Regions from separate parts of the Homo sapiens genome. Here region 1 is linked to region 2. Evidence: read pairs that join two places in POLR2A ChIA-PET (ENCODE). Cell type or tissue: MCF 10A. All regions are shown on one strand. Each heading gives the region's core, and the rest is flanking DNA. Links, peaks and the distances in the headings are about the cores only.

Evidence for each region. Peaks named below come from ENCODE experiments on the same cell type or tissue, not always from the same donor. Only the 100,000 strongest peaks of a DNase experiment are listed, where the experiment ranks them.
Region 1: POLR2A ChIA-PET joins it to region 2 with 5 read pairs; 2 of 35 experiments call an interaction of 5 or more read pairs at or near these places.

What each region holds. Positions count from the first base shown.
Region 1 is chr19:36,008,464-36,011,306 of GRCh38, reverse strand. SYNE4 (spectrin repeat containing nuclear envelope family member 4) reads left to right here and starts at 2,494. Exons shown (of 8, transcript NM_001039876.3): 1 at 2,494-2,753. The coding sequence starts at 2,626. ALKBH6 (alkB homolog 6) reads left to right here. Exons shown (of 7, transcript NM_032878.5): 5 at 262-413; 6 at 624-740; 7 at 1,754-2,187. The coding sequence ends at 2,017. RefSeq lists enhancers at 2,241-2,780, 2,781-2,843. In MCF 10A, for the core only: no CTCF peak of the experiment used is centred there; a DNase peak (open chromatin) is centred at 1,856.
Region 2 is chr19:35,627,463-35,630,361 of GRCh38, reverse strand. RBM42 (RNA binding motif protein 42) reads right to left here and starts at 1,326. Exons shown (of 10, transcript NM_024321.5): 1 at 1,081-1,326; 2 at 689-842. The coding sequence starts at 1,208. RefSeq lists enhancers at 1,221-1,515, 1,664-1,903, 1,829-2,356. In MCF 10A, for the core only: no CTCF peak of the experiment used is centred there; a DNase peak (open chromatin) is centred at 1,431.

The DNA.
Region 1 (2,843 bases), core at 344-2,843, 380 kb before region 2:
AGCTCAAGGGGCCCCAAGAGCCAGGAGGATTCTGAAGGGGTCAGTGGAGGTCCTGAGGGATTAGGGATTTCCTGATGAGTTGGGAGTATCTGAAAGGGACCTGTGGTCTGGAGAAGTGAGGAAACCTCTGAAGGACCCAGTGGCTATCTCCAAACGGTCAGGGGTCCCTGAGAGGATCAGGGTGCTTCCAGCCACTGTGGAATCCCTAATGGGGGATCTATTGCTATAGGGGGGCCCTCAGGACCCCATTGCCTTCCCCAGGTGGGCTTCCTCATCCCCGAGGGATGGTTCCTGAGCGGCTGCCCCCATGGCTCCAGCGCTACGTGGACAAAGTGTCAAACCTCAGCCTCTTTGGAGGCCTCCCAGCTAACCATGTCCTCGTGAACCAGTATCTGCCTGGGGAGGGCATCATGGTAACCACACACCCTCGGCCCGTGTCCCCCCACTCAGACTTCTGAGCTGTGCTGGGGCAGGGGACTCTGTACCCACCCTCACTCATTAGGCAGCCACATCTCCCAAACAGGCATTCACCTCCCTGTCCCTGGCTTGGGAAGCCCCCCTTTGACCCAGAGGGTGGGGGTTGTGGACTCCTGCCCTGCCCAGCCCTGGTGCCCACTCCCTAGCCCCACGAGGACGGACCACTGTACTACCCGACTGTCAGCACCATCAGCCTGGGCTCCCACACCGTGCTGGACTTCTACGAGCCGCGGCGGCCAGAGGACGATGACCCTACAGAACAGGTGGGCCCCCAGACACTGCCCCAGCTGCTTGTAGGCACTTCAACCTCGCACATCCTCCAAGATGACCTGGTCCCACATGCCTTCGGGGTACTCCTGGCACTCTCCCAGATACCTTCCCTTGTCCCCTCATGGGGTGTACCCACTTCCTCCCAGACACCCAACCCATCTGCTTACAGGGTGTCTGTCCCACATGCCATGATTTTCACAGGCTCCCCGATGCCCCAACCTGCTGAATGGATACCCCTGACTCCCCAGCAGACACTGATATCCTTAGATACCCCACCGCCATTAACTCGGGGGGCCTCACCTCCTCCCAGATGCTCTATCTGCCCCTGCTCAGGGTGCCCCAGACGTCCTGCTACTCCAGGAATGTGATTTGGGGTGCAGGACACCCCCAGATTCTCCTTGACCCCTTGACACAATTTCTCTGAGTGATGCATTTCTAGCACCCCAGTGTTCACAGAAACGCCCCTGAACACGCCGACCCACTCCTTGAGGCTTGCCCTCGAGCCCTGCATGCTCCTGGATGCTCTGACACTCCCTCAGCTGTGCGGTTGTCCTCTAATGTCCTGATGTCCTTGGGAACCCCCACTGCCTCTAACCTCTGCCTCACTCTCTCCTCACCTGGTCCTGGCTTCAGCCATGCTCTCTCAGCCCAGCTCTGCCTGTATTTCCTGGGGACTGCCTATTCCTGGGTCCCAGCCCCAGCCTCAGCCCCTTTGAGATCCCAGCTGCAGCTCCCACCGGCCGCTGACCCTTTGACGCCCCCATCTGCCACCTAGATCCTGCCCCCTCCCGAGGGACGGCAGAGCCCTCGCCCTCCCTTTCCAGCAGCCCCAGCCCAGGCCCCAGCAATTTTCACTCCTGAACCACCAAAGCCTCCATCATTGTGAGCACACTTGCTCTTCAGCTTTTGCCCCTGGGGACTAGCTGATCCCCGGAGGCTACCGACCTCTCGCCCACCCCCACCCCCCGACTTCTTGAGCCCTGCTGACCCTCAACCCGCCCTGCAGCCTCGGCCTCCGCCCCGGCCCACCACCTCGCTACTGCTGGAACCGCGCAGCCTGCTGGTGCTCCGCGGCCCCGCCTACACGCGTCTTCTCCACGGCATCGCCGCCGCCCGCGTAGACGCGCTGGACGCCGCCTCCTCGCCGCCCAATGCGGCAGCCTGCCCGTCGGCGCGGCCGGGAGCCTGCCTGGTGCGCGGCACCCGGGTCTCGCTGACCATCCGCCGCGTGCCCCGCGTGCTGCGCGCCGGCCTCCTGCTGGGCAAGTGACCGCCAGGGCCGGGACCCCTCGGATTCCCAGGTTCCTGCCCCTTTGGGGCTGCTGTGACTCCGCGACCTAGGAACCGTGGGCAAAGGGGGCTCCCCTGGGTTATTTATTTTCCCAATAATTTTGTGTGAGCTACAGAAGACCCCATACCAAATAAACAAAAAAATCTTTCCTTGGTTTTATATTTTTATTTTTTAGGGGCCAGATGCTTGGTTTCCTGAGGGGAGCGGCATCTAGGGTCTTAAATGAATGGGGTAGGCCCTGGAGGTCCGATTTCTGGGTTCCCAGTGGGGCAGAATCCAGGGCTCTTGAGGAGGTGGCGCAGGGGTTCTATCTGGAACCCTCTTGGATGGCGTGGAGTGATGCTGGGAGATTTAGCTACTGGCCTGCTAGGGAGGAAGGAGTTAAGTGACTCTTCTGTCACCTGAGCTGGGCATCAAATGGCCGGGTCCAGGTTCCTCTTGGAAGGGGCGGAGCCAGACCTGTCCTGGGCCTCTCCTGCAGCCTCAGGCCCGGGTGACTCCAGCGGAGGAGCTCTGGGACACCCTTGTCTAGGGAAGAGGTCTTACTGGCTGCCCTCACCTGACTTTGTGTCCCCAGGCCCCCAGCCATGGCCCTGTCCCTGCCTCTGGGCCCTAGACTTGGCTCAGAGCCCCTCAACCACCCACCGGGAGCACCTAGAGAGGCGGACATTGTTGGATGCACCGTCTGCCCCGCGTCCGGAGAGGAGAGCACGAGGTGGGGGCCGGGGCTTTGGAAGCTTGTTCCCAAAAGGGTAGGCGTGGTGGCAGGGGCCATGTGAGGGTAGGAGGTGCCATGGCTGTGATC
Region 2 (2,899 bases), core at 226-2,725:
CAACAACACAACAGGTATGCACCTGCCTCAGGGCTTTTTTTTTTTTTTTGAGACGGAGTCTCGCTCTGTCACCAGGCTCCAGTGCAGTGGCGCAATCTCAGCTCACTGCAACCTCCGCTTCCTGGGTTCAAGCGATTCTCCTGCCTCAGCCTCCCAAGTAGCTGGGACTACAGGCACGTGCCACCACACCCAGCTAATTTTTGTAATTTTAGTAGAGATGGGGTTTCACCATGTTGGCCAGGATGGACTCGATCTCTTGACCTCGTGATCTGCCCGCCTTGGTCTCCCAAAGTGCTGGGATTACAGGTGTGAGCCACCACGCCCAGCGCCCAGCCTATTTTCATCTTAATAATTTCTCTCTCTTTCTCTACTAGTCATATATAGTTGGCTACTGAGCACTTGAAATGTGACTAATGAGAATAACGAACTATTAAATATAAATTTTAAATATATCAGAACAGTCTCGTCATTGCAGAAAGCTCTACTGGACAACATGTTCTAGAATATAAGCTCCCACAGGGCAGAAATGTCTCTCTCAGTCATTACTGTGTTCTCAGTGCCTGGCATATAAAATATTTGTCATGCTAATTAGTCAACAAGCCAAAACGTCAACAGCTCTCTGTACACAAACACCTACTCTGTTCGAGGCATTGTGTTCCCTGACTTACATGCCTTAGCTCAGCCGTACCTGCTGGTATGTGTTGGTCGCGATAATTGGGCGGATCACAGGAGCCGCTGGGACCTGCATCGCTTCTACTGTGGGGACCGTGGGGACAGTGGGCACCGCAGGCACAGCAGTTGGGATTCCAGGTACTGGAGCCCCCAGAACTTCCTGCTCAAACCTGGAGGAGTAGAACAGACATCAGCGCTCAGGACCTCGTACCAATTTTGGAACTGTGGGTATATCGCGAGGGGACCCTCACCCCTGCCAACCTCTCCCCTATCCCCGCCCCCACAATCCCGAAGGTCCCACTTCCCCATGTTAGAGCCGTATCTCCGGCCTATCGAGGCCTGGAGGCTCCGAGATTCGGTGGCTCTGGCTCTGGGACGACTTTTATCACTCTCTGTCGCGGGCCTTACAGGGCCATCTCCGCCTCCATTTCCTTCAAGCGTTCCTCGCCGCTTTTGCCCGGGATGCCAGCGCCAGGACCCGGGACCACGGGTCCTCCTGCACCCGGGAGTCCCGGGGCTGGCCCCGCCCCAGCCATCGCTGCCGTCGTCGCTGTCGCCGCTACTACAGTCTCTGCTTAGCCGCCGCCGCTGGTTCTGCTGTCTACTCTCCCCCTTCGTCCGGGTGGGCTCCCGAGGATGACGTCCAGCAAAAGCGACGGGCGCTGGCGCATGACGTCATACATTCGGGCGCGAGAGCCAATGAGATTTGGCCACACCCTCAGGGGGAATATAGGCCAATCAGAGTGAGAGAAGGACACACGAACGCAAGAACCTGGGCCTATGAGAGCACAGCGGAGAGGCGGCCCCGCTTTCCTGGAGGACCACCGGCTAATGAGAGCGAAGCAAAGTCAGTTGGGCCCATCCCCAATGTGGAATCTGGACCTTTGAGATCGCAGGAAAGTTTGGAGGACCCTCCTGTGCCACCGCAGAGCCCGCGCCGGAAGTTTAAAAAGACGCTAAAGTCCGTGTCAACCCCAGGGTTGGGCAAGGCTGGGAGGCCTGGCTGGCCCCTCGGGGCCCCTATCCTGGAGTAGGTTGACACCCGACCTGTGGTTTCCAGGAAGACCGGAGACGCCCGGGAGGAAGCGCCTGACCCGGCTTCCTGGAGGAGGACAGCTGAAGACATTTAAAGATGAGAGCTGTTCAGGGTGGGAGCCAAGGCCCAGAGACTAGTGCAACTCAGAGGAGCACGTCCGTGGGCTTGGTCCCTGTCCTTTCTTGGGCCACAGCTGACCCTTTTTTTTTTCCCGTAGCCCTCACAAGTGTTTTATTCTGAGTATTTTCAAACATGCACATTAAGGGGAATAGTATAACGCACTCTTAAGTACATCTCAAACGCTACCAATATTCAACACTTCTGGATTTCACTTGATCTATACTTCTTTGTCACGCGCGTCCGTGTGAAGAGACCACCAAGCAGGCTTTGTGTGAGCAACAAGGCTGTTTATTTCACCTGGGTGCAGGCGGGCTGAGTCCGAAAAAGGAGTCAGCAAAGGGTGGTGGGATTATCATTAGTTCTTACAGGTTTGGGATAGGCTTATAAAGTACATTCTCAAGGGCGGGGAGAATGTTACAAAGTACCTTCTTCTTTTTTTTTTTTTTTTTTTTGAGACGGAGTCTCGCTCTGTCGCCCAGGCTGGATTGCAGTAGTGTGACCTCGGCTCACTGCAACCTCCACCTCCTGGACTCAAGGGATTCTCCTGCCTCAGCTTCCCTAGTAGCTGGGATTACAGGTGTGTACTACCACACCCGGCTAATTTTTGTATTTTTAGTAGAGGCGGGGTTTCACCATGTTGGCCAGGCTGGTAGCAAACTTCTGATCTCAAGTGATCCACTCGCCTCGGCCTCCCAGAGTGCTGGGATTACAGGCATGAGCCACTGCGCATGGCCTTATACTTTTCTTATTTTTATATTTTTTTGCTGGAGTATGTTAAAGCAAATTCCAGACATCAACTCAGTCATAAATGCGCCATTATGTCTCCTTAACAGATAAGAACTATTTTTTTTTTTTTGAGACGGAGTCTCGCTCTGTCGCCCAGGCTGGAGTGCAGTGGCGCGATCTCGGCCCGGCCGATAAGAACTATTTTTAAAAAATACCATTAACGCTGGGCTCAGTGGCTCACACCTGTAATCCCAGCACTCTGGGAGGTCGAGGTGGGCGGATCACCTGAGGTCAGGGGTTTGAAACCCGCCTGGCCAACATGGTGAAACCCTGTCTCTACTAAAA